Linked DNA regions of Mus musculus: regions 2 and 3 are each linked to region 1. The links are chromatin loops, found by intact Hi-C in ENCODE. Cell type or tissue: heart. All regions are shown on one strand.

Region 1 (8,000 bases):
ATGATAAAGTAGTGGTCAGGGGTCTGGCTGACTGACAGGTGGGCTCGTGAACCCTCACAGCTTCAGCAGCAGGTGCAGATGGTCTCTAGCCTGGTCACATGACAATTCTCCTTCAAGGAGCCCAGAAGCCTCTTTAGTTAGGTACCTAGGTACCTAGCACTAGAGCAGATCAAGCTTCATTCTTCATGCAGGCCCTGGGTCACAGCCCCTGTGTTAGAACTCTGTCTGTACTCAGCACTGCAGGGACAATATCCCTTCCTCACCTCTGGCATATGTAGGATGATTCCTTGACAGCCCTCAGCCTGAATTCTCCAGCCAAACCACACCCCCAAGCTACAGTTCTGGCACTTGCCTGTCTCTTATTCTTTTGTTCTGTGAGATAATAAAGAATCAATTTTTATATGCTAGGCATTTAAAGACAACTAAGGTATGTACTCTGGGGGTTCACATTTTTATAAAAACAAACTTTAAAGTTTCGAGTGTGAAGAAAGTACAAAACATTTCCCAGTGCTGCAGAGAAAGATTAGCTTGTTATGGAGATGTCCAGAGTAAGGCCCGAGCCATCCTTGAAGCAGAACCAGGAGTCCTCTGGGCAGAGCCATGGCACACGTTTGCCACATTCTTGTGCCTTAGGCCAAAACAAAGCAGAAGTGTTATGCCCACTTCTCTCTATCAATCTCTCTTGAAGGCCCGCTGCCCAAACACAGGGCTGGTGCAACAGCTTGGCCGGGAGTGATTTAGGCCCTGCCATCAATGGATAATTTTCTGGTGCTGCTTACCACCGGCCTTGGCACTCCTGAGAGGCTGTAACCCGCCTCCTTTGCAAGGCTTTCCCTGCTGCCTTTCTTCTCCCAAGGTTTTACAGAGCTGTACAGAACATTCTTTGTTTCCTCCTACCTGTTGGGGGTGGGAGATGATGCTGAGAGCTGAGATCAGAACAATCTGCAAAAAGGGGTGCTGCTGCCTGTCCCCACGACGCTGCTGCAGGCCAGCCTTGGGTGTAGACTGGAGGTGTAAGAACTTCTCAGTTCTTAGAGCACCCATGGTGCTGTTTTCCATGTACCAAGGGAAACAGCCATTGTTCTCTATCTGTAGACTTGACACACCATGTCCCAGTCCCTCCCTCCCTCCCTCCCTCCCTTCGTTCACTGGGCTCTTTCAATCCATCTCTGAAGGTCACATTTGGACCAAAGCACTGAGAACACTGAGTCCAGGGGTCTGATGACTAAATCAAGTAATTGTTTCTTCCTGAAAAGTCGATTATTTCTTTTGCTTTTCCATTTACCCTCAGTTCTGTTATGTAATGTCCTATATCTCAGGAGCATTGGACAGCAGACACTTTGCTAGGAAGTCTCTGGTGGCCTCAGCACATGGGACCTCCTGAGAGCCATAAGTGAGGAAGGGAAGGAGGGCTGGAGCAGAGCAAATTAGGCTAACCTCTCTCTGTGGGGAGGAGTCTAGACTGTAGACAACTAGAGAGAGGGTTTTATAGCTGTGGGTCTTCCCCCACAGCCACCTGGCAGAGCTAATGTCCCTAGAAGTCTGTCTGGATCCCAGTTACTAGGAATCAGAACTGAATCAAGAGTCCTGTCACCTTCTCAAGCCACTACCAAGGAGATACATGTAATTCTCCAGCCTGTTGCTCTGCCTCTGAACTGAACAGGGCATGACCTAGACTTCCTGGAGCATTAAAGGGCTCAGAACTCAGGATGTCTCTATCTTGAAAAAGATAGTCACCTTAGCCACTGTTCTATTGCTGTTAAGAAACACCATAACCAAGGCAACTATTATAAGGAAAAGCATTTAATCAGGGCTGGCTTACAGTTTCAGAGGTCTGGTCCATTATTATCACAGCAGAAACCATGGTGGCATTTAGGCAGGCACTGGAGCAGTAGATGAGAGCTATATTCCTGATCCATAGGCAGAGAGAAGAGTCTATAGGTCTGGCATGGACTTTTGAAACCTCAGAGTCCATCGACGGTGACACAGTTCCTCCAACAAGGCCATACCTTCTAATCCTTCTCAAGTAGTTTCACTCCCTGATGGCGAAGCATTCAAATATATGGGCCTATGGGGCTATTCTTCTTATTCAAGCCACCACAACAGTCATCCCAGAAGGGGAGACCATCCATCACCCCTACATCAGAGAGCCATATGGCAAGACCTTGCTGTCCAGGAACACCCAGATCTGAGACCTGTAGACATCCTCTTCCTATCCTGTCTGTAGTTCACCAGCTTACTTGATTGGCTAGGTGGATAGATCTTGTAGTTCTTCACATTGATTCCTGCCTAGAAAGTGTCCTCTTCCTCTGTGCGTTTCATATCCCTTATCTCATTGAATTTCTAGGACTCCCTTGTTGAAGTAAGTGTGTGTGTGTGTGTGTGTGTGTGTGTGTGTGTCACAAGCTGGAGTTTTCACAGAGAAAGGAGCCTCCCTTGAGGAAATGCCTCCCTGAGATTCAGCTGTAAGGCCTTTTCTCAATTAGTGATCAAGGGTGGGAGGGTCCATGTGGGTGGTGCCATCCCTGAGCTGGTGTCCTGGGTTCTGTAAGAAAGCAAGCTGAACAAGCCAGGGGAAGCAGGCCAGTAAGCAACATCCCTCCATGGCCTCTGCATCAACTCTTGCCTCCAAGTTCCTGCCCTGTGTGAGTTCCTGTCCTGACTGCCTTGGGTGATGAACAGCAATATGGAAGTGTAAGCTGACTAAATCCTTTCCTCCCCAACTTGCTTATTGGTCATGATGGTTTATGCAGGAATACAAACCCTGACTGACTAAGACAAGAAACATCAAGATACCCACTTATTCACTAAAGGGCTCAAGACATCCCTCAGCAGTTAAGAGCACACATTGCTCTTCCAGAGGATCCAAATTTAGTTCCCAGGTCTCACATCAGACATCTCACAGCTGCCTGTAACTCCAACTCTAGGAGATATGATGCTCTCTTCTGGCCTCTGTGGGCACCTGCACTCCCATGTACATACCCACACACAGACATACATAAACACATATACATACTTTTAAATAATAAAAAGGTCCTTTAAAAGAAACTGAGGGTTTCTTTGCCATAGCAAATCAATCCAGAGTTAGCCCAAAGTCAGCCTTCCTCTGTGATTCTCAACGTCTTCACTGTAGTGGTTTGCATTTGGGGTTCATCTAAAGAAGGTACCTACCCATGGAGGCCAGTGATTGATTCACCAACATTTCCAGAATATGCCTGCTCTGTGCTGGGTGTCGTCAGATGCAGAAAGCTATCCAGAAGCCCCTGTGGTCTTGCTGGGTTCTTTTTACAGATGAAGGATGAGGTGGCTTAGGCTCGGTCACCTGGAATTTACCCTGGCACTAACCACCTTAGATCTCCCCTCCTGTGGGAGGGGAAACTCAAAGAAAGTGGGGAGTGAAGCCTGTGCCTAGCATGCTGCCATGCTCCTAGAAGACTCTTGACACACACTTGCTGCCCTTCCAAACAAAGACAGGGAGCCGCCATCACCACCCAGCTCAGAAATACAGAGACCATGGACGAAGGCAAGGGGCTGGCCACAAACAGTCCAACCAAGAAAATGATATGCCTACTCTGTGCCACTAGAGGGCAGTACAGCTCACTGGGAGGAGGGGTAAGCCAGGATGAGCCCCAAGACAAGCTTTCCTGGAGTAGGGGGCTCCATTGCGCATGTCTTTAGACAAAGACTTCTAATGTGCCCCTGATAACACACTGTTGGGTCAGGCTGAGATCTGCTACTCAGTTTCTTACACACAAGGAAAGCAAGATTGCTGAGATGGGAAATTTGGACTCCTCCCAGGGAATCCAGCTGAGAGCATTGCTCAGGGAACAGACTCTAAGTCCCCTCAGAACCAAACCCAGGTTGAATCCACAACTGTCTACAAGGTCTATGCTAAATCTGGGAGAGTAAGTCTACTCACTGTCAGCCCCCCACTGCCCACCCCCCACCCCAGGGTATCCCCGTTTAGTCTATCCATTCCAAAAGGATCAGAGAAAAACAGGAAAGAAATGAAAGCCTGGTGGCTGGATCAGACTCTGTTAAGTAGTCATGATAAAGTCTGGATGAAGGAAGTTAGCTCCATGGCTATGCACTGCCAGCCACCACCATGGCCCCCACTCAAGAGCACGGGTGTTTCAAGGTCACTCACTGGAGAGTCATTGCTTCTTCCTCTAGTTCCCACCCTTCAGAGCTCAAGCTGTGGATATGGAAATCAGCACTACTAATGGTTTCACAGAGAATGCCTTGATTCCTGACAAGGACCAGGAGCAGGTCCTCACGTAGGAACTAGTCGTGTCAGAGTAGAATTCAGAAGTCCAGAGTGGTGAGCTTTATGCCCCTTCTACACACACACACACACACAGCCCCTTCTACATACATAATCACACACACACACACACACACACACACACACAAACACACACACACACACATACACACACACACTGCCCCTTCTACATACATAATCACACACACACACACACACACACACACAATGCCCCTTCTACATACACAATCACACACACACATACACACACAAACAATGGCCCTTCTACACACAAACATACACACCGTCTACCAAGGCTAGGATCATTGTACTCAGACCACAAAGACAGTAGATCCCTCCAGAGCTGGGCCACATAGCAGATACCAAGCTGAGGATGGAGGGATGCCCTCCACCTTGTAGATGCTCCAGTGTAGGGCCATCAACTTACAGAGTGACATGAATGCTTTATGAATCCTGACAAGAGCAGGAAGGATGAAGTGAGATAAGAAGCCACAGGGAGGAGAAAGGAGAGTCTAGCTGAAGCCGAATCAACAGCCCACCCAACACTCTGCAGACTGTGGAATAACCTGGGAGGGTGGTGAGAACTAGCTGTTTGTGTATTCTTTTGGATACTGTCATTGACAGCCCTCCTCCTCCTTCATGGTGTCAAACACAGAACACTCTAGAAAACTCATTCTTGGTTTCCATTTGCTCCCTCAGGTTCGAGAGTCATGTGGAAATTCTTTCTCCTGGGAAGTGATGGGTATCCAGGCCACAGAGATCCAGTTCCTACCCCTCAAAGCTCTCTGTTGTGCAAGGGGACAACCTGGTGTGTTAGGCCAGTGCCATCTCTGCTTGTACAGAGATGTGGGAGCTCTCAGCAGAGGGGTCTTTCACGTGTCTGTATAGGAAGGACACTTGAGGGGTGAAGACATTAAAGAGCCAGGTCAAATTAAAATATGAGCCTCTCCCCAGCCATTGGAACAGCATGGACCAGGACATTGTGTGAAGAGCCCATTGCAAGTCCCAGTGGAGAGGTCTTATTGTTTAAGACAAATCAATACCAAAGTGGCTTGTCTGTATCGATTTATGTCTGTGTGCCAGCCTGTCTCCCTGTCCTGTCATTGTTCTTTCTCCCTCCCACCACTCTCCTGTCAGCCATTCCATTCTCTTGTTTCTAGCCTCAGATTAGGAATGTCTCTCCACCTCCCCATCCTCCTTGTTACACATTTCTCTCTGCAGCCCTTCCTGCACTCTGACTCTGCAGTAGCATGGCTCCTTCCTGCCCCAGGACCTTTGTCTGTGCTCCCTTCCTGCACTCTGACCCTGCAGTAGCATGGCTCCTTCCTGCCCCAGGACCTTTGTCTGTGCTCCCTTCCTGCACTCTGACCCTGCAGTAACATGGCTCCTTCCTGCCCCAGGACCTTTGCCTGTGCTGCTTTTGTTTGTCTCAGTCTGACTTCTCATGCATCAGATTCTTCGGCTCACTATCATTTCCCCTGTCGTCCTTGGCAGGTCAATGATCACTGATCTGCCTGCCTTCCTCTCCCATCCTCATCACACACATGAGAGGAAAACAAGCTCAGGGAGATGCAGCTGTGGAGGGAGAAGCCGGGTCCGTAGGGCAGCTTCTAGCCCTGCCAGTCACCTGAGAGTCAAACAGCTCAGACCCGCCCTTGCTCTGGATGAAGGGTGTTCCTCGATGTGTGCGGTCCTTCCTTTGGGTCATGCCTCTTCCTCTTTCCCCTGCTGCCTGCTTAGTCCAGGCTCTAACAACTTGACTGATCCACATCCTAGGGCAGTAGAAATCCTGTGAGTATAGGGACCAAGTGTAGTTTCACATCCCTAGCATCAGCTCACAGCATGTAATAAATATTTTACGGGATGTATTTATTTTTATGTCCTGGGGAAGACTTTGGAGAGGCCACTTTAGCTCCCGTGGAGACAAACTTTGTGACCCACGCCAAACTATCATGTCCACAGGTACTGTACAGTTCTCCCCAGCTTCAAAGGCACCAATAGGTTTGATCGGTGCCCCATGTAGAGAATTAGCTGCTGAGTGTGCCATCAAGCTACCAACATTGATAAGCTATTGTCCTTGGCAACAGGAGCTTATGCACACTCTTTCACCTGTGAATATCTTATTTACTTGTAAAACACTCAGAGGTTGTAGTGATTTGAATAAGAATGCACCCCATAGGCTCAGATATTAGAACACTTGGTTCCCAGCTTGTGACTCTGTTCTGGGGGCAGTAAGGAGGTGTCAGCTTTATGGAGGAAATACGACACGGGGAGCTGGATTTTGAGAGCTTACTCTGGTTAATTCTCTCTGCTTTGCACTTGTGACTGAATTCCTGTTCCAGCTGCCATGCCTGTGATTTGCTATCATGCTTTCCTGCCAAAATAGACTCATTCCTCTGGGATGGTAAACCAAACTACACTCTGTGGTGGTTTGAATATGCTTGGCCCAGGGAGTAGTACTATTTGGAAGTGTGGCCTTGTTAGGAAAGGTGTGGCCTTGATGGAGTGGGTGTGGCCTTATTGGGGTGGGTGTGGCCTTGTTGAAGTAGGTGTGGCCTTGCTGGAGTGGGTGTGGCCTTGTTGGAATAGGTATGTCATTGTGTACTTTAAGACCCTCATTCTAGCTTCCTGGAAGCCAGTCTTCTCCTATTTGCCTTCAGAATAAGATGTTGAACTCTCAACTCCTCTTGCACCATGCCTGCCTGGGTGCTGCCATTCTCCCTCCTGATAATGGACTGAAAGAACCTATAAGCCAGCCCCAATTAAATGTTGTCCTTTTTAGGAGTTGCTTTGTTCATGGTATCTATTCACAGCTATAAAGCCCTAAGACATGCTCCTTTTTCTATACGTTACTGTTAGCTGTGATGTTTTATCACAGCGATAGAAAAGTAAAAGTAACAGACAACCAAAGTCTTTCTATGGGTCCCAGAAACATTCCCAGAGCCAGGTACGGTGAGATGTCTGAGAAGAGGACAGAAAATCCAGGCCTAGTGTCTCATCTCTTCAAGCACTCAGTTCAAAGTGGGGAACAGAATGGGAATGGACATTTATAGGCAGGAGAAAGAGGGGGAGACAAAGAGTTTGTGAAATGGCTTATAGCTGGAAGAAATGCATTAAGGAAGGAGACTGTGGCTTTTAGATGAGGTAGTATTTCATGTATGTGATGGCTAGTCTCTAATGTCAACTTGATGAAGTCTAGGCCTCTGTGCATGCCTGTGGGGTGGGAAGACCTGCCCACTGTGGGTGGTACCATTCCCTAGTCTAAGATCCTGTATAAATGGGAGAAAGTGGGCTAATCACACACATTCATCCTTGTCTCCCTGAACTGTAGCTGGGTAGGACCAGTTGCATCAAATTTCTGCTGGTGGTGACTTTCCTGCCCTGATGCTTCTTGCTCTCAAACTGTGAGCCAAAGAAACGTTCTCTCTCAAATTGCTTTTCCTGGGTATTTTATCAGGAAAAGTAAGGTGGGTCTTTTAATATGTAACATCTCCACAGGTGGCAGGGCAGAGTATTTTCCATGTGAATAAACCAAGAAAGAAAAGCCTGAGGGTATGCAATAAGTGGTGCCAGAAGCCAATATTTGTACTGTGGCTGGAGCATTAGATGGGTGAGGAGAACATTTCATAAGAGGTGGTTCATGCTGGATCTCAGAAGGCCTCCAGCACTGGCTAAGGTGCCCAGATTCTATTCTGTAAGCAAATTCTGAGGTAAA
Region 2 (8,000 bases), 100 kb after region 1:
ATGAGATAATGTACTTGAGGAAGGCCTAACTGAGGAACTGACACAGTCTACAAAACCAAAGAAGCAACTGAAGGAGGTGCTGGGAATATGACTTCTGAGAAGGGGCTGGGTTTGGTAGTGTGCATGAAGGTGACGTGTGTGGATCAGAGCAAGCATGCTAATGACTTCAGGGAATCCACACAGAAATTTCTATACTCCACAACTTTAGACTGCAAAAGCAAAGGAAATGAAGGTCAGAGGTATACATTTAAAAATTGCCCATCTAGGGCTGTAGGTCAGTAGCAAGGCACATATTCAGCCCAGATGGGAACCTAGGTTCAATCTCAGTACAGCAGAACAAGTCCTAAATTATCCATAAGGCTTGAGTGCCAGGAAGCCCTTTCTCTAAAACTAACCAATATGAAATCATGATGACTCAAGGGGAACTGAAGAGATAGATTAGATGATAAAGTGCTAGATTTGTATCCATGAGGACTTGAAATTGATCCTAGACAAGAAGGAAGAGGAGGAGGAGAAGAAAGAGGAGGAGGAGAAGAAGGAGGAAGAGGAAGAGGAGGAGGAGGAAGAGGAAGAGGAGGAAGGGGAAGAGAAGGAAGGGGAAGAGGAGGAGGAGGCAGTAGCTGCCAGGCACAGTAGTACATACTCATGACCCCCATACTGGGGGAGCTCTCTGAAGCTCACTGGCTAGCCTGTCTGGTAGAATTGGTGAGTTCTAAGCTTAATAAGAGACCAGCATCCTGAGGAATGATACTCAAGGTTGACCTCTGACCTCCATACACATGTAACCATATCCCCGACATACACACACACACACACACACACACATATACACACACACACACACAGGCACACACATGCACACACAGGGATGGCTGAGACTGAAGGACTACAGAGGTATTTTTAATTGAGTGAATACAAAAGTAGTTCAATCCTATGCCCACTGACAATCTCTTTCTCCAGGCTTCTGGAATCCCGGGGCAGACAGGGATTTTGCGCTGGTAACAAGCGGTAGGAAGTAGTGACAGAGACAACAGAGTAATGATCATAACACAGCAGACTGCCCACCCAGGGCCTGGGAGACTGTGGTCCCTGCCTCACCTGCCCAGCACAGCCCGTGCTCACTGGCCCACCCTTGGATGACAAGCTACCCTTTGTGGGTTTTCCCTCACTATATGCTACTGATGTTGTAAAGGGGGTTTGAAAAACAAACCAGATAAAATGTAAACCGCCTCTTCTAGCATCGCTAAGAAGGATGAGAGCTGAATAGACTGTAAGGGTTGAGTGATACTCAGGACTCTAGATACTGGGGATACTAAAGCAGTGAGGCTGGAGTGGGTGAGTGGGTGGAGGAGCACCCTCATAGAGGCAAAGGGGAGAGGGAGAGGGAGGAGAGAGCAGATGAAATGGGGATTTGTGGAGAGGTAACCCGGAAGGGGGTTATCATTTGAAATGTAAACAAACAAAATGATTAATAAAAAAATTTTTTAAAGAATATAGTGTTTAAAGAAGTAATTGGGGTTAGATACATTTTATAAACAGAGGAGTAACAGAAATGCACATACATACTCACATTCCCAAGTTTTATATGACAACTTTTTTGTGACTTTTTAAAAGAGTTATTTATTTATTTTATGCATGCAAGTACTCTGTAGCTACCTTCAGAAGAGAGAGTCAGATCCCATTACAGATGGTTGTGAGCCACCATGTAAATGCTGGGAAAATGAACTCAGGACCTCTGAAAGAGCAGTCAATTCTCTTAACAACTGATCAATCTCTCCAGCCCCTACATGACACCTTTTATTTTGTCCATAATCTACCACAAAAAAAAAAAAAAGTCCAGATGAGGCCCCTGACCTTGGATCTCCAGAACCATGAGTCAGATAAACTCCTTAACTGTATAATTTTCCCACCCTGAGGTACTACATATTAAACTCAGAAAGGGGGTTAGATGCCTGTTCTGCTCAGCTCGGTTTTAGCTTTAACATGAGAAGTCCTCATCAACCCCGGGCTAAATAGAGGGTTGGCCACCTTATGGTTTGGTTTGATCTTCATAACTGTAACCTGTGTCGGGCCCAAATACGACACAGACCTGTACTTCTTAAAGTAGTCTCGGGCCAGTCAAGGTAAATGTTTCATTCCCAAGTCCTCCCACCCCATCCCATCCCAGCCTCCTCACCTCCCATCCAAAAGCTAAGGGGTCTTTCTCCAGCAGACAGAGTTGTGCTGGCCTCCTGCTTCAGCCCCTTGATACTCCCTCAACAGGCACCACCAAATCTACCAGTGACCTCAACCCTTATCATTTGCTGCCTAGGCACTGACAGCAAGCTAGTGGGGTCAGGGGTCAAGGTCAGGTTACTTTAGATGAAGATGTTCATCTCATGTAGCCCTGGGAAAGAGGAACCCCAGGTGAATTATGACAGCGGTCTAAGTTATAGAAACACAGGAAATACGTTCAGCCCAGTCAGTTTTGGAGTTTTGGGTCAGAAACTGGGCTGATTCACCTTTTGAGGGGAAACCAAGTGGGTGCCCTCCTGTCAAGGCACACATCATCCTCTTTCCCAGGAGCCGTTGTGTCTGGAACCCTCATGGTTCTTGGGAAAGCTCCATGGTTGCTGCTGCCAGCCACTAGGAGTGCTCCAAAACCATCAGGAAGAGTTAAGAACAATGCCAACCCTGAAGTTAGCCTTGGCTTGGGCCCTCTCCACAGAACTTTCCGGATTGACAAGGTTAAGAGAATAAAGCCAAGTCAGGATCCTCCAAGAATAATCCTCATCTGGCCTGTGGTTACCTTGATCACTTATGTATCAACTCAAGTGTGAACCTTACATTTGAAACGTTCACAGCCTGAGCCAATCCCCACGTTCTTACCCGAAGGACTAGTAGCAGACCAAGGGGTGATCAGCACCTTCTGAGTCTAGCAGTGACCTTGGACCCCCGAGATTGGCACCCTTTCCCCTAAGGCTCTGGACTCTAACAGGGAAGGCTGAGCAGGCTGTTGCAAGATTGCATCAGTGACCTTTGCAATTTTCTGGCCAGTTGGTTCCCCTTCCTCCCCGCCCCACCCCCTGCTTCAAGCCCTTTGGCCTACCTCTTTCCCTACTTTGTTAACTCAGGTACACCGATAGCCACAGCTAAATTATAGCCCACCCCACCCCCACCCAGGGGATCATATTTAATCTTAATCTAACCAGCTTCCAGAGAGTGTCCTCCGTCCTGGATCCCCACTCTAAGGGCACACTCTCCCAAACCTGAGAAGGGTGGCATGGAATCACTGTAAGAGGGTGAAATACTTTCATTACAGACAATTTTTTCCACGGGCCTTCTTTAAGGCTTACCGCCAATTTCACTTCTCAAGTAAACATAGAAGAGAAGGCAATTTGTGTGTGCGTGTGTGCATGTGTGTTGTGTACAAATATATATGACCCACACAGCCTAACACATACTAGGCAAGCACTCCACCACAAAACCACATCTATAACCCTCTATATTTTGATTTCTGACACAAAATCTCAGTTTATTCAGGTTATGCTCAAACTCACCATCCTCCTGCCTCTTGCTGGAATTACAGATATGTGCTTTGGGTTTAATAACTATTCCCTGTAATACAGAAATAACTATGGAAGCACCTTACTGAGGCTAATTTATTGTCCTCCCTCTCCCCCTCCCCCTCCCCTCCCCTCCCCTCCCCTCCCCCTCCCTCTCCCTCTCCATGTCTCTCTCTCTCTCTCTCTCTCTCACACACACACACACACACACACACACACACACACACCTCTATGCATTAGAAGAAACTCTCAAACCCTCAAAGAAAATCTTTCTATTAGGTAACTAGCAATGTTCCCGCTGTTCTCATGTCTTAGCAAAACCTAACAGCCAAGAAAGCAGCACTCTGGAAGAACATTCTACTCCCTGGAGGTACGGTTTTTCGATTTGGTTTGCCTGCTCACTGCAGGTTCCCTCTGTTGCCTTCCCTTCCACCCACACCCTCCCTGACTGGTGAGAGGTGACCTTTCTGAACGAAAACGAACCCCAGATTCCCTCATTAGGGTCTGTCTCTGTTCCTCCTGGACTACAGGGGAGCTTGGGCCAGGGAACAGAGCAACAGACAAGACTAGAAAGTGTGTCCTGTAAGGGAAGCACGCCACACCGTCACCTGGTGGTCTCCTCTTCAGCTGCACCCTGAAGTGGTGCCTTGGGCTTTCAGTTTTTGCAGCACCAGCGGGCTAGGGTCTCAGGGCGCACACAGCAGGGGCGTGCACTACTCGTGGTCACCTCCCTGGTCCCCCGCAGCGCCCCTCCCGTTCTTCCTTTCCACCCCTCCCCACCCCCACCCCACCCCACCCTCCCCCTCCACCACCACCCCCCGCTGCCACTCCCGCCCCGCTTCTCTTTCTGCAGTCAGGGCTCAGGCCAGTGAGCCAGGAGGCGGATCCCGGACAAAAGATATAAGGACTCTGTTCACAGAGCGCTGCAGCTGCGGAGTGTCCCTCCCAAAGAGCAGCAGCTGAGGGAAGAAGAACGCCAAAGCCAGTCTGACGCAAGGACGCCTGACCTTCTCCAGCAAGTGCTGCCTCTCTTCCCACTGCACCCTAGGTGAGCCTCCAGGCCCGGGAACCGAGGGTGGGCAAGAGACACCAGACCCCCTCCCCCAGCTGCCTTCTCCCCTGGGCTCGAGTTCCCCTAGTCAGCAGCCACCCCCTTTCTGTGTTTAGGGTTCCCTGTTCTCTGCTTCTTTCCCTCACCCGAACTCAACCCCATTCCTCTCTGCTAACTCTGCAGGCCCAGCCACCCACAGCCCAGAGCTCAGATGGAAAGTGTGCAGGAGCTGATCCCTCTGGCCAAGGAGATGATGGCGCAGAAGCCCCGAGGGAAGCTAGTGAAGCTATACGTGCTGGGCAGTGTGCTGGCGCTCTTCGGTGTGGTGCTCGGCCTAGTTGAGACGGTGTGCAGCCCTTTCACAGCCGCCAGCCGTCTGCGCGACCAAGAGGCTGCAGTGGTGGAGCTGCGGGAAGCGTGTGAACAGCAGTCCCTCCACAAGCAGGCCCTGCTGGCAGGAGGCAAGGCACAGGAGGCGACCCTGTGCAGCCGGGCCCTGTCCCTCCGGCAGCACGCCTCTTAAGGCCGGTGACTGACAGAGAAGGGAGACACAGATCATGACCCAGGTGGGCAACAGAGTCACATGCTGTTTCAAGGTGCCACCGAATCCAGAACTGACCCCACACAGATCACCTAAGGGGTCTGGGACTGATTTGCTGCTGTGCAGCACGCACTGTGATTTGCCCTAGGCTGTGCGAGCAATCAAGGAGCTATCACTTTGCATTAGAGAAGGAGACAGGCTTTTTATACAGTTATTTTTATTGTTATTATTATTATTGCAATGACTATCGTTTTGCATTTTGAAATAAAAACCTTTTATACTCTATCTCATTATTTAATTCTTGGGAGGTGAGATGACTCTCTCACCCAGAACTGTGGCTAGTCCTGCTTCATACCTGGGGCTTGAATACTGCCTGGCACAAGACAGTTCTACTCACACAAGAGTGAAACTCTAAACATGGTACAGGAGTTAGCATTTTTTGGATCACAAGATAAATCAATTTCTGACCTTGAGTGAGAGAGAGAGAGAGAGAGAGAGAACCAGTGGATTTCTAGAGCAAAGAAAAAGTTATTTGTCTTTTACTCCATTGTGCTGGAGATTCCTATGGCTGATCTCTCTGCTTAAATATTAGAGTGAGGAGGAGAGGAGACAGGGAAGGGAAGGAGAGGAGGGGAGGAGGTTGGAAGAACAGAGAGAAAGAAAGACAGAAGGAAGAGTGGGGAAGAAGGGAAGAGAAAGAGGAAGGATGGGGCAAAAAAGAAGCCCAGCCAGCTGGTGGGAGCAAAAGCACTCTCTCTCCTAAGAGCACAACTGACCACAGTAAGCTTAGAAAGAGAAAAGACTGTTATTGCAGACTTGAGTCCTCTCCCAGGAGTCAGAGCTGATCTTGTGTCAACAGCTAATTTAGTAACAGTATGAGGCTCCCCAAAGTGTCCTGGGAGGGCCAAGAAGATAGCCTGATGCCACTCCCCAGGGTCTTTAATGTCACCTCTCTAACCAGGTGTGAACATGTTAACTTGACTCTCCAACCTCCCAGCATGCTTTTATACACAGACACCTCCATTCCGTTTAGCTCTGCTAACCCAAACTCTCCCCAGCGCTTCTGGCTCTGATCAACTGTCATCTCTCGCTAAAATCCACCCCCACCCCCCACCCCCCACCCACCCACCCCCCCACACCCCCACCCCCCAGGGAAAGAAGGAAGGGACTGTGAATGAGAAGAACATGTTTGAGTCTTCAAAGGAAAAGCATGTCAGTGACGCCAGTGTTCTTCCTGTTTCCAAATCCAGACACTTGACCTTGTGTCAAGGCAGAGTCCAGCCTTAACTGCCCCAAAGCTCCCAGGAGCAGGGCCAATCCAGCCATTTAGTCAGTCTTATAGATGCCTCTTCCAGAGGCTGCTTGCTCCTCTGCCCACTCACCTTGTCCAGCTCATCTCCTGTATCACCTCCGGTGCTGGTCCCCTTTAGTACCAATCACCTTCCTGTTCCCACACGAGATTCTAGTGTCTCTGTGACCTGCTTCTTTCTACCTCCTGTCTGCCTTTGCAAGCTGCCCAGCATGGACGCTGATACTTTTTTTTATTAGATATTTTCTTCATTTACATTTCAAATGCTATCCCCAAAGCCTCCTATACCCTCCCCCACCCTGCGACCCAACCCACCCACTCCCGCTTCCTGGCCCTGGCATTCCCCTGTACTGGGGCATATGATCTTCGCAAGACCAAGGGCCTCTCCTCCCATTGATGGCCGACTAGGCCATCTTCTGCTACATATGCAGCTAGAGACACGAGCTCTGGGGATACTGGTTAGTTCATATTGTTCCTTCTATAGGGTTGCAGACCCCTTTAGCTCCTTGGATACTTTCTCTAGCTCCTCCATTGGGAGCCCTGTGTTCCACCCAATGACTGTGAGCATCCACTTCTGTGTTTGCCAGGCACCGACATAGCCTCACAAGAGACAGCTATATCAGGGTAATGTCAGCAAAATCTTGCTGGCTTATGCAATAGTGTCTGGGTTTGGTGGTTGTATATGGCATGGATCCCCAGGTGGGGCAGTCTCTGGATGGTCCTTCCTTCCATCTCAGCTCCAAACTTTGTCTCTGTAACTCCTTCCATGGGTATTTTGTTCCCCATTTTAAGAAGGAGCGAAGTATCTACACTTTGGTCTTCCTTCTTCTTGAGTTTCATGTGTTTTGCAAATTGTATCTTGGATCCTTTGTGTTTTTGTTGACATTACTCTCCTCATACCCATATTCTCTACATCTCTGAGGAAGGTAACCCTCAGTGCTTCAAGGACTTCAAGTTTTCTGCCCATCAGTAAACTATGCATCAGGCCATGCGTTCTGGTTTTTGGGTATGATGGTTATGTCTATATTCAGAGAGTTTGCCTATGTATAAAAACACAAGTGCCCAAGCATACAGATAACTTAGTCGTTCTAGGTTACAGTGTAACATCTCTTGCAGACTTTCCTTCACAGCTCTTCTGGTTAGCCTGAGCTGCCGGAATCTCTCTACCTCTCAGAATCTTACAGTTGTGAAGTGTAAGTCTCAGGCTGGCCCATGGTAACAAACGTTCCCCTCTGTTGCTTTGTGGGCAGATGGCTCCCTCATAGTCTGATCTTCCTGAGAACAAGAACCGTGTCTTCTTCAATTTTCACACAATCATCAGGTCAAGGAAGCCATGGCTTTTTCATAGCTATCTGAGTTAGTGCCTGGAGTGTACATAGGAGGAGAAACATATTTGCCCCACAAGGATGCTTGCTTACAGAGAGAGAGAAGGAAAGGGCTTGCCTGGTCACATCAGAATCATGCCATGGTCTCGTGAGACATTTGGTCATGATCAAGCAGAAGAACTCCCTCACTCCACAGAGAGACAAAAACTATTCTTGGTCTTATTCTATT
Region 3 (8,000 bases), 170 kb after region 1:
TGTAGAAAAAAATGTTTTTTGGTTCAAAATTATTTCCCCCACCCCTGTAATCTTTTTATTGATTCTTTGTGATTTTCATATCATGCACCCCAGTCCTTCTCATCTCCCCATTCCCTCATATCTGTCCTTTGCCCTTGTAACTTCCCCAAAATAAAGCACTCTCACTGGCACACACAAGCACTCTCGAACACCCACACACACTCACACACACACACACACACACACACACACATGCACGCACACACATGCACATCATAGAAAACATCTCATCACAGAAGCTGTAGTATGTCACTGTGTGTCCCATGTCACCGTGTGTCCCACAGTATATCCCTCTGCCCACACATCTTCACTTGTAAATGTTCATTGCAAGGAGACATTGGTCTGGTTAGAGATCTCTGGCTTCTGCCACACCAGCAATATTGGATCCTCGCTGGGACTCCTCCTAATTATCCTGTTGTTGCCCTGTGTCATGGTGCTCCTGCAGCTTTGGAACAGCAGGACTGGCCCTTTCACGTGTCCCAAACATTCACAGATGAAAATTATGTTGGAGTGGCCCAACTCAGAACCCTGGATCTGGGCCTGGGTGACTGCTGAGCTGGCCAGCCTGCCAACTCTCCCTTATCTGCACCACCAGCACAAGCTCTCAGCACCGCTCCTGCCAGGTCACCCAATGTGTCATCCTACTCTCCTGTTCTTCTGACCTTGTGCCCTCAGGGTCAGCTCATCCACACCCAAATCCAGAGCCAGCTCCACTGCTCTGCCCGGTTAAGGTGAGGGGCTCACTCTCCCAAGTGCTGCAGCCTTCGAGTGGCTGCACCAGCTCTCCCAGTCACACCCTCAGGGCTGGCTCACCTGTGCCTTCCCCATTGGGCCTGCTCCACTGTGTTGCCCTGACAAGGTGCAGGGCCAGCTCTCCCAAGTGATGTAGCTGGTGAGGGACAGGGCCAGCTCACCTGCTCTCATGACCCTAGGGTCAGAGAGAGACCTGCAGACCACCAGAGTAGCCAGTGAGGATCAGGGACAGTTATGCATAGTCCCTAGACATCCATGTGATCCCAGTGGCTGCCCCTGACACTGGCTATGCTGGCTGCGTAGCCATGGATGGAGACATGGCTCTTAGTGGCAGCTGATGTTGGGGCGTCACCATGGTCCCCAAGTAGCAGAGCTGTCCACACACAGCAGGCTACTTCTCTCCACCCTTGAGTCTCCAGTTCCATCTCTCTTCATAATGCTCAAGCTGCTCCACCTCTCTTTCTCTTCCATCTGACCATCACATATTCACACACTGTGGTGGCTCCTGCTGCAGGCTGGCGACGTGGCTGGCAGACCCCTGAGTGACATCTTCTGTCTATACTGCGTGGCATGTTAACAAGTGGGTCTCTTCTGCCCACCTATGCCTTGCACTGGAGGGCAGGTCTGTGTGTAGCATGGTGGTCTGCAGGCAGGTCTCTCTCTGACTTCTTCCTCCCATACAGTGCTGTGTGGTGGTAGTAGGACTCTGTGTGTCTATGGCCTGCTAAAGATGTGGTGCAAAAGGCAGATCTGTAGATGTCTTTCCCTGCCTGCACTGAGTAGCATGGTGGAATGAAGGTCTCTGCCCATCTTCCTCCTCCCACACTTCACTGCCTAGATTTGACTTGACTTGATTTGATTTGATTTGATTTGATTTGATTTGATTTGATTTGATTTTTATGAGTCCTAAGCATAAAACGGCTTTGCCACCAAGCCAGGCATCAAGCTAGGATGCACAAAGGACTGCCATCTGCGCTGCTCCTGACTGATAGAACACCAATACCAGCAAGGATTCTCTTTGCCCATTGCCAGGGGGTGGGTATCAAAATTATTTTTATTTTGCATCTTCCTTTTTAATCTTTGCATCTGTTTTCTGTTTTTTAAAAAAATCAACTAAGGGGCTGGTGCGATGGCTCAGTGGGTAGGAGCGCCCGACTGCTCTTCCAAAGGTCCAGAGTTCAAATCCCAGCAACCACATGGTGGCTCACAACCATCCGTAACAAGATCTGACTCCCTCTTCTGGTGTGTCTGAAGACAGCTACAGTGTACTTGCATATAATAAATAAATAAATCTTAAAAAAAAAAAATCAACTAAAGTACAATTTCTGGCAAAATAACGCTGCCTTAGCATTCAAGAGCTGAGCAGAGAAGCACTCTTCCCGAACGCTGTTGATCCAGTGTGGCTAAGAGGATTTGGTGCTGACTCCATCAATCATACAACCTCACCCACCCACTTTACCCAGGACAGGTACAACAGAGGAACAACAGACCCTCACAACAGGACAGAGGACAGAAATGTTTCCACAGAAAAATCTCGGTCAAAAGTAAGGACCGTGGAAGACACAAGAATCAAAATGGAATCATTTGCGTCAACTTGAACAACAAACAACAAAAGGTAAACAAACTGAGGAGAGACATGGGCTTGCACAGATCACCACAAACTTGTATAAAATGTGATTCCACGTGGGCCTCTGCCTAGCGATTCGGGTTAGCTCCAAACTGACACAAGTGGAAGTCAAGGGGCACAGCCCTCAGTCATGCAAGCGTGAGCAAGCCTAAGAGCTACTACACCTCAGTGCTCTTGGGATCCCTGCAAGGGACATGAGGGAGGCAGACTCACAGAAGAAACACACACCAGTACTTAGTATAGTTCTGCCTGTGCAGGAGCCTCTACCAGGAAAGTCAGCTCCAACCGAATATCTGACCAGTGAATGTACAATGTGCACAAGGGGCTATCTGGGTAGAGAAGTAAGGGAGGCTGAGGGCAAACATGACAAGATTGGTCTGGTTTGTATGGCTTCCCAAGATCATCCTCTGTGCCTGGAAGGAATGGTTTATCCCCAGTACAGGCGATCTGCCTTTTGCACAGAAACTGTAATGTTTAAAGAAAAGGCCTGGGACCAGGAAAGCACACAGTGACTCCACAGAAACTGAGAGTCAAAATAAACTCTCTGAGACGAAGAGAGGGAGAAAAACACCAACGTCGGGGGCTTTTCCTACACCACCCCCAAGCCAGGTTCCAAGTGTGTTAACTCAAAGAGGCGGGTGCAGAAACCATATGTCTATGTGCTTTTACTCTCTTGTGGGCAGAGGGCATTATGGGCAGGCACTGTCACATCTGACTTAGGCAGTACTGACCTCTTGAACACTAGGCAAACATTTGGCCAATTAAACTATATTCTCAGCCAATATACAAATTGATTCTTTTTTTTTCTTTTTTTTTCTTTTCTTAGATATTTTCTTCATTTACATTTCAAATGCTCTCTGGAAAATCCTCTATACCCTCCCCCTGCTCTGCTCCCCAACCCACTCACTCCTGCTTCCTGGCCCTGCCATTCCCCTGTACTGGGGTATATGATCTTCGCAAGATCAAGGGCCTCTCCTCCCATTTTTGGCCGACTAGGCCATCCTCTGCTACATATGCAACTAGAGACACAGCTTGGGGGGGGGGGGTACTGGTTAGTTCATATTGTTGTTCCTCTTATAGGGTTGCAGACCCCTTTAGCTCCTTGGGTACTTTCTCTAGTTCCTTCAAATGGATTCTTAAACTGAAGGCATGCCAAAAAAGTCCTACAACTACCCACACTGTATTACAAACAACAGAGCAAACAATAGGATTCCTGAGTCTCTGCTAGGTGACTGACTAGCATATTTCAAGGCTCCCTTGCTTGGATAGACTTGCAGGGGACAAGAATGAATCCCAAGAATACCACCACACCCAAAGCACAAAGCCTTAACTACCTGCTCTAGCATTGGCCTCCTGCTTGCAGACAGGGGCAGCAGCACCACCCAGTGGCTGTACACAGGTAGGCAGCATCATAGCATATAGACCCTACCGGGAAAGGCTCCACTCCGAGACCATCACTATTCCAACCAGAGCCCATGAAGAGATCATGGTCTGTGGGCCACAGCCAGACAGGAGAGGAAGTGTCAACTCCAATACCTTAATCTGCTCTGATCCAGCCACCCAGGAGATTGGTTTGGAGTTGTGAGAACTTGTCCTGATCAATAACAACCTTTGGTGGCACTCTCAGAAAAGCACTAGGCCTGGCAAAAAGATGAGGGAGAGAATAGAGACAAGTTCTCTGCTGGGAGAAGAAGATGGCTTCTATCCCAAGCCAACCTTGAGGACAACTGGATCTAGGGTATCTATAGGCACATCCCAGGCCACCTGCTCTGCTTCTGACTCTCTAAGAACATGGAATTGTGTTCCTCTGTCAGCATCCCTGTCTTAGTTAGGATTTTATTGCTATGAAGAGACACCGTGACCTAGGCAGCTCTTAGCTTACCGTTTCAGAGGTTCAGTCCATTACCAAAATGATGGGAAGCATGGCGGCATCCAGGCAGATTTGGGGCTGGAGAAGGAGCTGAGAGTTCTACATCTTGATCTGAAGGCAGCCAGGAAGAGACTCCTTTTCCACACTTCATGGAGCTTGAGCGTTAAGAGATGACCTCAAAGCCCACCTACACAGTGACACACTTCCTCCAACAAGGCCACACCTCCTAAAAGTGCCACTTCCTATGGGCTAAACACATTTAAACTACCACATTCCCCTACCCCATCTCCTCTGGTCAAAGTGCTCACCACTCCCACTGACTACCCAACAGTTGTTTGTGTATCTTTTTATCAAGATTCCCAAGCTTTCCCTCATATGACTCCTGCACATACTTCATTAGGAGAAACTTGGAATCTAGAAATCTTTTTTTCCCTATGCAATCATATGGCACACATCTTTTAAAAACCTTAGCTAGCCAGGCAGTGGTGGCACACACCTTTAATCCCAGCACTCGGGAGGCAGAGGCAGGCAGATTTCTGAGTTCGAGGCCAGCCTGGTCTACAGTGTGAGTTCCAGGACAGCCATGGCTACACAGAGAAACCCTGTCTCGAATAACAAGCAAACAAACAAACAGCTAGGGAGCAGGGGAGTGACTCAGATGGTAGAGTACAAAGCCCTGGTTCCATCCCCCATACCACATAAAACCTTCTGTGATGTGCACACCTGTAATCCCATTTTTGAGAGGAGGGGAATCATAAACTCAATTCCTTGGTGATATAGTGAGTTTGATGCTGGACTGGGCCACATGATACCCTGTCTAAAATAAATAAATAAATAAATAAATAAATAAATAAATAAATAAATAATTGAGTTGTGTTAGATGAACTTTAAAAAATACATTTTATCTTTTGTCATCATCCTATGGAGTAAGAGGCTTATGCTTATGAATCTTTCAGGTAACTGCTTTAAAATGCTCTTTTTATCTGTTATGGATACCTTTAAACATTATATCAAGTAAATAGGAACCAAGCACACACACACACATACACACACACACACCTATCATCTATCTACCTGTGTGTGTCATAATGAGACCCATTTCTTTATAAAGTAACTAAAAATTAATTTTTATAAAGTACATCAGGGGCTGGAGAGATGGCTCAGCGGTTAAGGGCACTGACTACTCTTCCAAAAGTCCTGAGTTCAATTCCTAGCAACCACATGGTGGCTCACAACCATCTGTAATGGGATCTGATGCCCTCTTCTGGTATGTCTGAAGACAGCTACAGTGTACTCATATAAATAAAGTAAATAAATAATTTTTTTTTAAAAAGTACATCAGAAAAAATGCACTAGTCTCCTAGGGTAGCTTCTCCCTTGTCACAGAGTTAGAGATCTGAAGGAGGGTGCCTCTCACTATGACTGTTAAGTCACAAACCAATAGTCCCAATTGCAGATGTCACTATAGTGATGTTATATTTGACTGCTGTTTGGTTTTTTTGGTTGGTTGGTTGGTTGGTTGGTTGGTTGGTTAGTTGATTGGCTGGTTGGTTGGTTTTTTGAGACATGGTCTCATGAAGAGCAAGCCGGCCTTGAATTCCCTATGTAGCTAAGGTTGACCTTGAAATATGATCCTCCTTCATCTACCTCCTGGACTCTTGGACCATAGGCCATGTGGTGATCTCAGCTCATGTGGTGTCATCGACTGAAACCAGGACATAATGCATGTTGGACAAGCACTATCAATATCTGTGATGTCCCCCCCAGCCCCTACTGAGTGTACTGGTATCGCTTTAGTAACACCCTAAGGTAGTCAGGCAGTAGGATTTTAGGGCCAAACATGGTGGTGTACACCTACAATCTCTGTAAAATAGGGTCTTCCCCAGACCTGGGGCTAAGCCTACCCTGCCCCAGAGCTACACCCCAGTTCATGTCAACATTATTGATATGACTATTTAGCAGTGGAGGAATCCAAGCAGCAGAGAGGTTGGATACTTTTCTAACTCTGAATGAGCCTTCATGGTCAAGCTAGTTCAGCTTCAAGCTGAAGTAGTCCAACTTCCCAGTTCCCCTTCAGTCTATGTCCCAAGCCGCTCTGTAGAAGACAGCTTTGGGGAGCAAGTGGCAGAGGTGCTCTGTAAAGGAATCCTTCTACACTGTGGACAGTCATCTCCGATCTGAATTTTTGTTCCATTAGAATGTTAAAGTTCATGTTCTGACAGTGTGAATTAAGATTTGTTTGTGTTTGATTTTCCAGTGGTTAATAATTACCAGGAATTGATGCTAGGACACATGACATCTTTCCAATAATAAAGAAATCATTAAACAGCCCTAACAGTGAAAGCTCTGACAACAGGAAACATATTTATAACTTAGTACCAAATTTAAACAAAAAAACACAATGATGGGTAAAAACCCATGTGTAAAAACAAAAGATGGGTAGCTATGGACAGAAACTAAAAAGACAAGAAAGGCAGGGAACTTACTGTTCCTGTCAGGCAGTGGGATTTTTAAGATCTTTTAGGGCCAAACCTGTGGTGTACACCTACAATCTTATTGCTTGGCAGGACCAGAAGTTTAGTTTAAGACCACCTTGATCTTCATGAGATTATCATAAGAGATGTTTTAATGGTGCTATGTTATACTTTTTATAAAACTGAAGAAAGAGCGATTTTGAGTTCTTCCCAGCCAGTTTTCAGTGTGTCTACCCTCTCCCATAGGCTGGCAGTGCAGTATACATCCCCTGTGCTTTAGTGGGTAGGTTCAGAACAACTTCCCTGCGTTGATACCCGTGACAGATCATGCCAAATAAGAACAGATTTGAAAGGTGTATGTCAAAAAGTAGAACAGGCTATGGGGAGGGAGGGACTCCCTCTGGAGTGGGCACCATTTGTGACGTAATCAGGATAGTTTAACCGGGGCTGGACCTATCAGATAAATAGTGACCACACTACTAAATAACTACCTTACTTTAGAGTCCAGGTCTCTAGAATCAGACAGTACTTAAGGAGTCACCTCTGCTGAGTCCTTGGGACTCTGAGCTGAAGCCGTTTGTGAGGGTTCTGACCTCAAAAGTCATAGGAGTAAATGGCTTTTACACGGCAAGGAGTGGAAGCATTTCGTATTTTTATAAAGGATGATTTGCTAACTTGGTAATTTATATAAATCTGTCCATAAGTAAGCAATGTCATTATCTTAGTCTCCAAGTACTGCTTGTTAGTTCAAGCACTACCTAGAAGAAGAGGTGGGAGCTTAGGCTGGGCCCTGAAAAAGTGGGACACTTCCCAGTATAGAAAACAGCCCTTCAGGATGAGGGGAAATTTTAACTCGTGTGCTTTTCTTCCTTGTCACAGAGGAGGGAAGAAAGACACTGAGATGATGCTCTGAAAACTGACAGCAGTGTGTCCTGTGTTGGCTGGAAGGCCTCCTTTTTCAGTCTACCTTAACTTCGCTTTTCTGTCAGTTACTACATATGTGTATACCCATCTATCCATGATAAACCCCTCTCCAGGCCTGAGGATATATCCTGAAGGATGATAAAATTAAAGCTTAGTGTGCCCCCTCTTATCATATTAGGACAAAAAAGTAACTTGCCCTTTGCAATGCTGGATCCTAAGAACAGATCCTGATATAGGTGCACTATGGCAAGCCTTTGGGTCTTCAGCACTGTTGAGCTAAACAGCAGAGAGAGATGCATTAGCTATGCTGATT

The links. Hi-C counts contacts between places; a loop is a spot of excess contacts. Peaks named below come from ENCODE experiments on the same cell type or tissue, not always from the same donor. Only the 100,000 strongest peaks of a DNase experiment are listed, where the experiment ranks them.
Region 2: a loop joins it to region 1, with 2.7 times the contacts of the local background. A loop is called at or near these places in 7 of 42 quality-filtered maps.
Region 3: a loop joins it to region 1, with 3 times the contacts of the local background. A loop is called at or near these places in 22 of 42 quality-filtered maps.

Annotation. Positions count from the first base shown.
Region 1 is chr1:193,372,542-193,380,541 of GRCm38, reverse strand. No RefSeq gene overlaps it. Among named protein-coding and RNA genes, the nearest start is that of Camk1g, 6.3 kb to the right of the region's middle. In heart, a CTCF peak has its summit at 3,587 (motif pointing right); a DNase peak (open chromatin) is centred at 3,535; H3K27ac peaks cover 421 bases.
Region 2 is chr1:193,269,582-193,277,581 of GRCm38, reverse strand. G0s2 (G0/G1 switch gene 2) reads left to right here and starts at 4,394. Exons shown (of 2, transcript NM_008059.3): 1 at 4,394-4,593; 2 at 4,780-5,422. The coding sequence starts at 4,808. The coding sequence ends at 5,119. In heart, CTCF peaks have their summits at 2,648 and 4,158 (motif pointing left); DNase peaks (open chromatin) are centred at 4,481, 4,961 and 6,321; H3K4me3 peaks cover 2,128 bases; H3K27ac peaks cover 3,457 bases.
Region 3 is chr1:193,204,179-193,212,178 of GRCm38, reverse strand. No RefSeq gene overlaps it. Among named protein-coding and RNA genes, the nearest start is that of Traf3ip3, 6.6 kb to the right of the region's middle. In heart, CTCF peaks have their summits at 3,804 (motif pointing left) and 5,559 (motif pointing left); DNase peaks (open chromatin) are centred at 578 and 3,808.